Linked DNA regions of Homo sapiens: region 2 is linked to region 1. Evidence: read pairs that join two places in POLR2A ChIA-PET (ENCODE). Cell type or tissue: GM12878. All regions are shown on one strand.

Region 1 (5,000 bases):
AAGCTTTTGCATCAAAGCAGGTTGGAATAAAAATGCACAGCCCAGATGATTTCAGAATGATCCTAAAGGGAGGAAGAAAATACTCTGAAGGCAAGTAAAGAATAAAATGTTGCGAGTAAATTTACCCAAGTATGAAACTGCATTCACTGCTTGCTTATGATGTGCCGGTCACTGTGCTAGTGCTGCCATTATAATGAAGGTGGGGTTTGGGCTATAAATGGTGAGAGGGAGAGAAAAATTAAGTCATCCTTAAATATGTCGAGAGGACAGTGAATGAATGAAGCAGAAGACAGGGTAGAGAAAAGCAGGTAAAAGTGAGAATAAATTACTAAATCTAAGCTTTGTCTTAGTATTTGGTTCCTAACTCATTCTGACCAGGATTTCTGAGCAACACAATCAGCTATATGGTACAACACCCTAGGAGAATCCAATACTTCTGTCTCACAGCGGTTGTTACATGTAATGACATAATTGTACAAAGAGAGAAATGGAGGGAAGTTTAACTGGTATTATTATTATTATTATTACTATTATTATTTTCTGAGACAGAGCCTCGCTCTGTCACCCAGGCTGCAGTGCAGTGGCATGATCTCAGCTCGCTGCAACCTACGCCTCCTTGATTCAAGCAGTTCTCCTGCCTCAGGCTCCTGAGTAGCTAGGACTACAGGTGTGCGCCACCATGCTTGGCTAATTTTTGTATTTTTAGGAGAGACGAGGTTTCATCATGTTGGCCAGGCTGGTCTCGAACTCCTGACCTCGTGATCCACCCGCCTTGGCCTCCCAAAGTGCTGAGATTACAGGCGTGAGCCACCACGTCCTGCCTCATTAGTGTTATTATTTCCAAAGGCTGCAACATTGAAAATGCAATAGCAGTTTTCTTGTACATTTACCTGAAACACTAATGTCTGACATCATTTTGATGGGAGTAGGAGTTGGGGGCTTACACATATATTGCTTTGCCAACATATGCAAATGTTTGGAAAGTCTTCCACATTTAAAGGAGGAAAAAAATACAACATAAATTGTAGTCAAGGGAAAAACAGACCATTGTTTGGTTTTCCATCTTCCCTGGGGAGCAGCTGCTGATTTCACTCTAATTTTAGCTGCTATTGCTTTGAGCTAAACTTTCCATTTTTATTAAAAAAAAAAACAAAAAAAAAAACTTTGAGTCTAGAGGATTACAAGCGCCTGTGCTTTTGATTTTTAATAAAAAGCGAGCATTTACCTCTGAACAGTAGCAGCAAGAAAGGGAATTAAACCTGAGGCTAGTGAGCTGACCTTTAGAGAGGTGCCGATCCAGAGGGATATGCAGAATTTAACACACATCCCTTTTCTTTCTCATGTACACACTCTCCAGCTAGTGTTCTTTTTCATATATTTATTTAACTGGGAAAATTGGTGATATTTAAAAAATTTATTATTCATTCATGTTTGTGTTTGATGTATTAGCTAGGTGACTAAAGCCCCTCTAAGTGTTACATAGGCTAGTATGATTAGATTTCCGTATATAATATGAATGCTGATGGTGCTGATTTAAGGTACGGAATAGAAAGAGAAATCATGTAACTATCTGTATACAAGATACTACTGAATGGGGAATCTGGGGTGATGCCTGACGTAGTGAAACTAATCACTCCAACACAGCTGACAAAACACTGCTTTCAACTGGGAATATGTATACCCAAATTGCAGGAAAATCTCATTTTTTAATCTGTTAACTTTTTTATAGAGGAAAGGAAGCATAGTAAATTTAGTTTAATTTGCATTTGACTTTTTGGTAAAACAAGTATATTTCTGTGGCATTAAATAAATACCACTGTTTAAAGAGAAATGGTTGATGATCCATGAATTCAGTTTACTAATTACTGTTTGCATTATTCCCCTACTTCTCCCAGTAATCCCCACCCCCCCAATTCTATACAACACTATTTTGCCTCACTAAAGGAAGCCATCGATAACTAGCTTAGAATGTAAAATGTTGAGGCTCTTGAAGTGGGCCTTTCACTTCTTTTATTTTTTTCATTCTCTACTCCTGCTTCTTGTGGAAAGAGTGTCAGCCTGATAGAATAGAGGTTGGGAGTTCATGTTTCTGTTAGAAATCTCTCATAGTTTTAATTCTCTCTGTCAAATGGATCACTACTCTTACAGCATTTAATTAGCTTTATCATCCAAAAACTTCTACTTTCAGAGAAAATACTTAAAGAGGCCTTGGTTACAGTATCCAAATATAATATATTGTATTGATTTTTGTTTTTATGAATTTTGCCTTCATGTGGGTATTGGTGTTAATTAGATGTTTACATTGAATGCTAGCTGCGTTATGTTTAATTACCTCTGTTATTTAACTTTTCTTGTAATTTTAAGTTAGTTAAAATTGTAACCATGGGATAATAGAAACCTCTCTTGGAGCTAATTAGATGACTAAAGATCATTTGTAAAGGTCAGGCTGACAGTTGGCTTGGGACAAGTGAGAGGCTTACTGAGTAGTGAATGGCAGTAAGGAGATATACTCTGTGTAGACTTAGAGAATGTCAGACTGGAAGGACATCAGAGATGGTTGTGCCCAACCCTTTTCTCCTCCTGGTGTGGAGACTAACTGGAGCACACTAGCTGCTACATCTCTCTGTGACTTACTGTGAAATCTTTAAATGAATGATTTAATTTCTTAATGTCTGGCTCATACAATCTATTACTAAACTCCAACTTTCGACTAATGTGATGTAGATTGTCTAAGGAACTTAAAAGACATGACACACTTTGCCATGATCAGAGATAAGAGTGCACGTTGTATTACTAAAATTTTTTTTTTTTTTTTTTTTGAGATGGAGTCTCACTCCATCACTCAGGCTGGAGTGCAGTGGCACGATCTTGGCTCACTGCAACCTCCGCCTCCAGGGTTCAAGCAATTTTCCTGCCTCAGCCTCCTGAGTAGCTGGGATTACAGGCACCCACCACCACGCCTGGCTAATTTTTCTACTTTTAGTAGAGATAGGGTTTCACCATGTTGGCCAGGCTGGTCTCGAACTCCTGACCTCAAGTGATCCGCCTACCTCAGCCTCCCAAAGTGTTGGGATTACAGCCGTGAGCCACCGCGCCCGGCCTTATTACTGATTTTATATAAGACATTTGAATTAATTGGTTAAATGAAGAGACTTCTGGCCTTTTAAATGGATTTTTGATCCAATCGCTCACTTAGAAACCTCTTTTCTTGCTACTAATTAAAAACAAAAATCATGAACTATAACTACTGCCCCCAGTTTCCCCCTTAACATCATGCAGATGAGATTGGGCTGTCTTTGGGGCCGGGCGCGGGGGCTCACGCCTGTAATCCCAGCGCTTTGGGAGGCCAAGGAGGGTGGATCACAAGGTCAGGAGATCAAGACTATCCTAGCTAACACGGTGAAACTCCGTCTCTACTGAAAATACAAAAAATTAGCCAGACGTGGTGGCGGGCGCCTGTAGTCCCAGCTACTCGGGAGGCTGAGGCAGGAGAATGGCGTGAACCCAGGAGGTGGAGCTTGCAGTGAGCCGAGATCGCGCCACTGCGCTCCAGCCTGGGAGACAGAGCGAGACTCCGTCTCAAAAAAAAAAAAAAAAAGAAAGAAAGAGATTGGGCTCTCTTTGTATTGTGTCCGGAGTTTGTTCCTTCCAGTGGGTTCTGGTCTGGCTGACTTCAAGAATTGAGCAGCAGACCTTCACAGTGAGTGTTACAGCTCTTAAAGATGGCACGAACCTAGACAGTGAGCAGCAGCAAGATTTATTGTGAAGAGCCAAACAACAAAGCTTCCACAGCGTGGAAGGGGACTCGAGTGGGTTACCTCTGGTGGCTGGGGATGGCCAACTTTATTCCTTTATTTGTCCCTGCCCTTGTCCTGCTGATTGGTCCATTTTACAGAGTGCTGATGGGTCCATTTTGCAAACCTCTAGCTAGCTGCAGAAATGTTCTTCAAAGCCCCACTCAAGCCGGGAAATCCAGCTGGCTTCACCTCTCAGTATCACTGGAACAGTACTGTTGAAAATCATCCAAAACATCTCTCTGGCCAAATTGAGTGACCTCTTTTCAGGTTTAATCCTCTTTTATTTCATTTTGGCAATAACTTTTATGCTTGACACCTCATTTTTAAAGCACTCTTACTTTCCTTACCTTTCTTTCTTTCTCTTTTTTTTTTTTTTTTTCTTTTTTTGAGATGGAGTCTTGCCCTCTCACCCAGGCTGGAGTGCAATGGCATGGTCTTAGCTCACTGCAACCTCTGCCTCCCGGGTTCAAACGATTCTCCTGCTTCAGCCTCCTGAGTAGCTGGGATTACAGGCACCCGCCATCCTGCCCAGCTAATTTCTGTATTTTTAGTAGAGACGGGGTTTCATAATGTTGGCCAGGCTGGTCTCGAACTCCTGACCTCGTGATCTACCCGCCTCGGTCTCCCAAAGTTCTGGGATTACAGGCGTGAGCCACGGCGCCCGGCCTTTTCCTTGCCTTTATATACTGCTCTATCCTAACTTTTCTCCCAACTTTCTTTTCATATATGTTCGTTTATTCAACAATCACTTATAATCACCTACCATTTGTCAGATATTTTGCTAGACATGGAGGGTACTTTGATGAATGATAACTCCTAAAACAACCTAAAAGGCATACCCAAACAGAGCCTTGTAGAGAGTATAGGGTTGTATGAAATCCTACTTGCCAATAACTACTAATGATTAGTAGTTTCAATTCAGTATCTTACTGCTTCACTAGAACCTGTGATGTTTCCCAATTATTTGAGTTGTTACATCTCAGCATTTCAACTTATCGTCAAGGCCCTGAATCAAATACACTTTTTTCACCTGTTTCTCTCTAGGTCCCACTACAGGAATTGTGGATGTCTCACTTCTGTGACTTTGTTAACATTTCTTTCTCTATCCAAAATATCACACTTGACCTTCTCTAACTATTCAAGCTGTACTTTTTGTTTTAATCCCCCTCTTTTTGAACACTTGGATTCTCATTTGAATTCAAT
Region 2 (5,000 bases), 130 kb before region 1:
GACGGGAATAAGAAGAAAACTACGGCCGGGCGCCGTGGCTCACGCCTGTAATCCCAGCAGTTTGGGATCCCAGCAGTTTGGGAGGACGAGGCGGGTGGATCACGAGATCAGGAGATCGAGACCATCCTGGCTGACACAGTGAAAACCCGTCTCTACTAAAAAAAATACAGAAAAAATTAGGCGTGGTAGCGGGCGCCTGTAGTCCCAGCTACTCGGGAGGCTGAGGCAGGAGAATGGCGTGAACCCGGGAGGCGGAGCTTGCAGTGAGCCGAGATTGAGCCACTGCACTCCAGCCTGGGCAATAAAGTGAGACTCTGTCTCAAAAAAAAAAAAAAAAAAAAAAAGAAGAAGAAAACTGCAATTCACTCTATAGCATCTTGTACCATTTGGTTTTTGTACCATATGAATACTTTCATTATTTAAATAAATATAATCAAAGAAGAGAAAAATAAAGTCCTTGGCTGGTACAAACACATTTTTTATCCTCAACATCAGTAATGAGGGAGATGTCCAAGAGTGTGGGGCTGTCACTTGAGTGACTATCAGTGGTCTTTATGGTCCTCATCACTTGCTTGGCTCATGGAATAAAAGGAGTGACAAATGATGGTAACCTGTCTGCCATTAGCAGGAGTACTGCACACAACCTTACTTAGTGTCTCCTTGCAAATGACAAGCTTTCTGATTTACAAATCTCCTTCCTTGCATATGAACATTTTGAGAAGTAAGTGCCAGGAGGAACTTGGGTAGCAATTCAATGTGCCCTTTAAATAGTAATCCTTAATACCATTACTCATGTGTAGGATTGAGTGAGAGTTTCCTGGAGAGTGAAGTTGATTTAGGGATCAGGGATCAGCTGCTGAGGCTGGCACTTGGAAAAAACAAGCCAAGCATTCACACCCCAGACCACTCAATACCAGCATTGTCTCCAATCCATCTTTCATAAAGGGGTTCCAAGAGGGGGAGGGGATGAAGGAAGGAGAGAAAATAAACCATTTTAATCCTGTAAGAGAAAGTGCAGGAAAGAGGAAAGAATGAACAAGACTTGAACACGCAAAGCCAGTTGCCAAGAATGTTTCGTTTGAAATCAACTTTGGCTTTTAATCTTAGACTCCACTGTCAAGTTTCTCCTCAGTTTCCTTCTCCCATCTTTCAGGACATTCCCCACCCTCACTCCCCACCTCAAAGCTTTCCTGTCCTCTGTCCCACTCCCCTCATTTGCAACTCTCCTTCCCACCTCCTTTTTCTTCTTTCCTCACCCCTTCCCTCTCCTTTCCTGGACTCTTTCTCCTGTTCTTTTATAACTTAAGTCCCTCTCCTTCTCCCCTCTCTCCTGAACAGTACCTCTAAGCTCCGTTCCCCCTTCTTAAGGAAATCAGCCAGGCCTCAGATGGAGCTGTCGTCCTGACAACCCAAAGGCGCATCAGGCTTTCATTGAGGCTGGCTGCTGCTGAAGGGGGCAGTTGTGCAAAGCGAGGGGCCACGTCGAGGGGAGGGCGGAGGGGATGACGTGGAGGGGCTGTTGAAAACCAGCAGGGTGGGGGGAGGGTGGGGGGGTGGGGGGGAGGTGCTGAGCTGAGAGAGCGCCAGGGACTGGGAGAAACAGGAAAGGGAGGAGGGGGAGAGAGGCTCTGGGTTGCTGCTGCTTCTGCTGCTGCTGCTGCTGTGTGGCTGTTTCTGTACACTCACTGGCAGGCTTGGTGCCGGCTCCCTCGCCCGCCCGCCCGCCAGCCTGGGAAAGTGGGTTACAGAGCGAAGGAGCTCAGCTCAGACACTGGCAGAGGAGCATCCAGTCACAGAGAGACCAAACAAGAACCCTTTCCTTTGGCTTCCTCTTCAGCTCTTCCAGAGGGCTTGCTATTTGCACTCTCTCTTTTGAAATTGTGTTGCTTTTACTTTTCACCCTTCTGCTTGGGTTTTATGAGGGCTTTGTTAAGTCTTAGAGGGAAAAGAGACTGAGCGAGGGAAAGAGAGAGGCAAAGTGGAAAGGACCATAAACTGGCAAAGCCCGCTCTGCGCTCGCTGTGGATGAAAGCCCCGTGTTGGTGAAGCCTCTCCTCGCGAGCAGCGCGCACCCCTCCAGAGCACCCCGCGGACCCGCACCTCGGCGTGGCCACCATGGTCAGGAGAGTTCAGCCGGATCGGAAACAGTTGCCACTGGTCCTACTGAGATTGCTCTGCCTTCTTCCCACAGGACTGCCTGTTCGCAGCGTGGATTTTAACCGAGGCACGGACAACATCACCGTGAGGCAGGGGGACACAGCCATCCTCAGGTAGGGCTTTCGGGCAACTTTTCTGCTGCGCGCGTCTACACGTGTGTGTGTGTGTGTGTGTGTGTTTGTGTGTGTGTGTGTGTGTGTGTCTGATCTCCTTGAACTCCAGCTCCTGATGCTGCAGGCTTGTGGTGTGTGTGTGTGTGGTGTGTGTGTGTGTGTCCCTGTTTTACTGACTGGTTGGCATTATAGCTAACAAAATTCAAGGGAATTCTGGTCCCTGTCAAGCAGCAGTGGTGTTGGTTAAATGTTGTTCGGTTCTTAGGACCTTGTTTCTCTTATCAAGGAAGCCTAACTTCACCCATGGCATTAGTGACTTCTGGGCAGTATTCTCACTATTGTAATTGCTGTGGCATTGCACTTGAGAGTTTTGTTGGGGGTCCTTAATTCTGAAAGAAAGGTTGTTGGATTATGGCTCTCAGAGAGTAGTACACAGTACTGCATTCTCCTTGCTCCTCCCGTGTCTGTGTGTGTGTGTGTGTGTTTTTCATGCCAACACACACACACACATACACACACACACACACATATCAAGGTTGTGTGTGAGGGTTTCTGATAGAAGACTTTCTGTAAGGATCTTCTAATTGACATGGAGGGCAATAAATCAATCTTAGAACTTTGGTTGGTTACTGAGCCTTTCCTGGAATGTGGATATAAATCAACACAAGATATGAAGAGCAGAAAGAAAAGGAATTTGCCAAATTGCTGATATTTAAGAGTAGGAGTGTTAAACACAGAGGTTGGGAGAGAATTAACCTGGCATAAAATGGATATTTCAAATTGATTATTGACTTCAAAGTCTTTTTTTCTGTGCAGCTCTGGCAAACTCTAAAATAATTTGAGATTGAAATTTGGAAAGAAGAGTCCCAAGTCCTTGGGAGTTTGACCCCTATCAGGTACTGTGAGCTAGAGAGACTCAAATGAGACCTAGTCATATTTTTATTTCTAAAATGCTCCAAGGTTATTTTTTGTGCTTCTCTTTTCTCTTCCTCCTCTCCACCAACTGTACCTACCCCTTGTTCTTTTTTCTAGCTTTCCTTGAATTTCTGGCAGATGCTAACAAAAAGAAAGAATCACTCTCCTTGGAGATCTTTTAAAAATCTCATTTCCTCCAAATAAAATGACCCAGTGTCAGTCTGTCTATCTAGGTAATATTGCTTGTTGTGGCAATAAAAACACAGTATACAATAGAAAATAAACCTCTAATCTGTGTGCAAGGAGCTGATAGTGCATAAACCCTGGGGCATCAGGGAGCAGTTCTCTAGCAGAGCTGCCGACAGCAGCAAAGTTTTCTTTCCTTTTCTCAGAAATAAATTTGGTTGGCTGTCACAGTGTCCTGCTTTGGGAGCTCTAGCCTTGTTAGAGACGAAAGTGTGTGTTGTGTGCCGTGCATTGCATGTGTGTGTGTTGTGTGGGTATGTGTTTCTCCAGATTGTAAAAAGTAAGAAAATGCTAATGTGTAAGCACTCCTTTCTTCATTTCCTGAGCTTTGGGTGATTACGAATCCCAAAGATCCTACTATCCAAAGCAGATTTTCCCTTCTAGCTCTTCAGCCTTATAAACCTGCATGTGTGATTTATCCACATGGAGTAATCAGATTTACAGAGTAATTTATCTGTTTGCAAAGGAATTTGGACATGGTGCAGAAAATGTTTTTGCAAACACACAAGCATGCCATTTCAATTGCTAACATTCATACTCCCTAACATCATTAACCCTTTAATGGTGAAGCACTCTATATAAATATATGCTATCCCTAGAAATTTTGTTCACTGGTTACAAGATTGAATATGAGAAAAATGAATAACTTGAATGTATATGTTTTTTATTTCAGTGTCCTTGAGCTTTGTAAGGTCTTTCTAAGTTAGCATCTCCTATACCTTAAACTACAGTTGTCTAAGAGTTAGATAAGTATAGAAATGTTAATTCAGAAGAATAAAAACATTCTTATGCTTTCATACAGAGGCAGTCTCACTGTATACATATCTATGGATGATACATATGTGCTTTTGTATGTCTATGGCGCAATAGAAACAGAGTTTTAAACATTACGCTTTAGCAGACATTACAGTGTGGAAATAGGGACTCTGAGAGAAAAAATAAACACAGAACCACTTATTCTCTGGGAAAGAAAAGACAGACAAACAGAGCATGCAAATAAGTCGCCTATGAAACACCATTTCTTTTCCAGACCTCACCTTACATGCCCTCTTTTTTATTTCCTTGCCTTGGACAAGGGTTTATTTTGGGGTTGGTGGAGCTTCATCAGAATTAACTATGGAGAGAATTCCCTTTGTCTTCTTAGCTGACCTTCTTCTCAATCTCTTTAAAACCGGTAAGCTTTCTGGGTCAGTTTCCTGGTGAAGAATGGTGCTCTTGCTTTCTGCTTATAAGGCCAGCCTGGGAAAGGTGTGTTTTCACTTTATTTGTGACATTTTACTGGGTGCATGAGCTTTCAGGGAAGGAAAGGAAGGAGAACTTGATTCATTGGAAGCCACAGTAGATGTCTGGCACCGAGAAAGTGAAATGGCTAGGAGAAAAAAATAATTCTCTTAGTGAGTTTGTGGCCCCGAATGATATGAGATGGCAACAGGAGACAAGGGAGGTTTGTAATTCTGGTAATCCAGTGACAGGAGTTTGGCTGTCTGTCCCCAAAACATTTACCTTCACTGACTTAAAGTTTTCTGTGAAACAAGAGTTTCTTTTGGGGATTGATGCTCATTTTTGTAT

What was found. ChIA-PET counts read pairs that join two places held together with the same protein. Peaks named below come from ENCODE experiments on the same cell type or tissue, not always from the same donor. Only the 100,000 strongest peaks of a DNase experiment are listed, where the experiment ranks them.
Region 2: POLR2A ChIA-PET joins it to region 1 with 20 read pairs; 2 of 35 experiments call an interaction of 5 or more read pairs at or near these places.

The regions. Positions count from the first base shown.
Region 1 is chr3:116,315,955-116,320,954 of GRCh38, reverse strand. The region is part of intron 1 of LSAMP (limbic system associated membrane protein); the gene reads left to right. Among named protein-coding and RNA genes, the nearest start is that of LSAMP-AS1, 42 kb to the left of the region's middle. In GM12878, no CTCF peak of the experiment used is centred here; no DNase peak of the experiment used is centred here.
Region 2 is chr3:116,442,147-116,447,146 of GRCh38, reverse strand. LSAMP (limbic system associated membrane protein) reads left to right here and starts at 1,660. Exons shown (of 7, transcript NM_002338.5): 1 at 1,660-2,270. The coding sequence starts at 2,116. In GM12878, no CTCF peak of the experiment used is centred here; no DNase peak of the experiment used is centred here; H3K27me3 peaks cover 433 bases.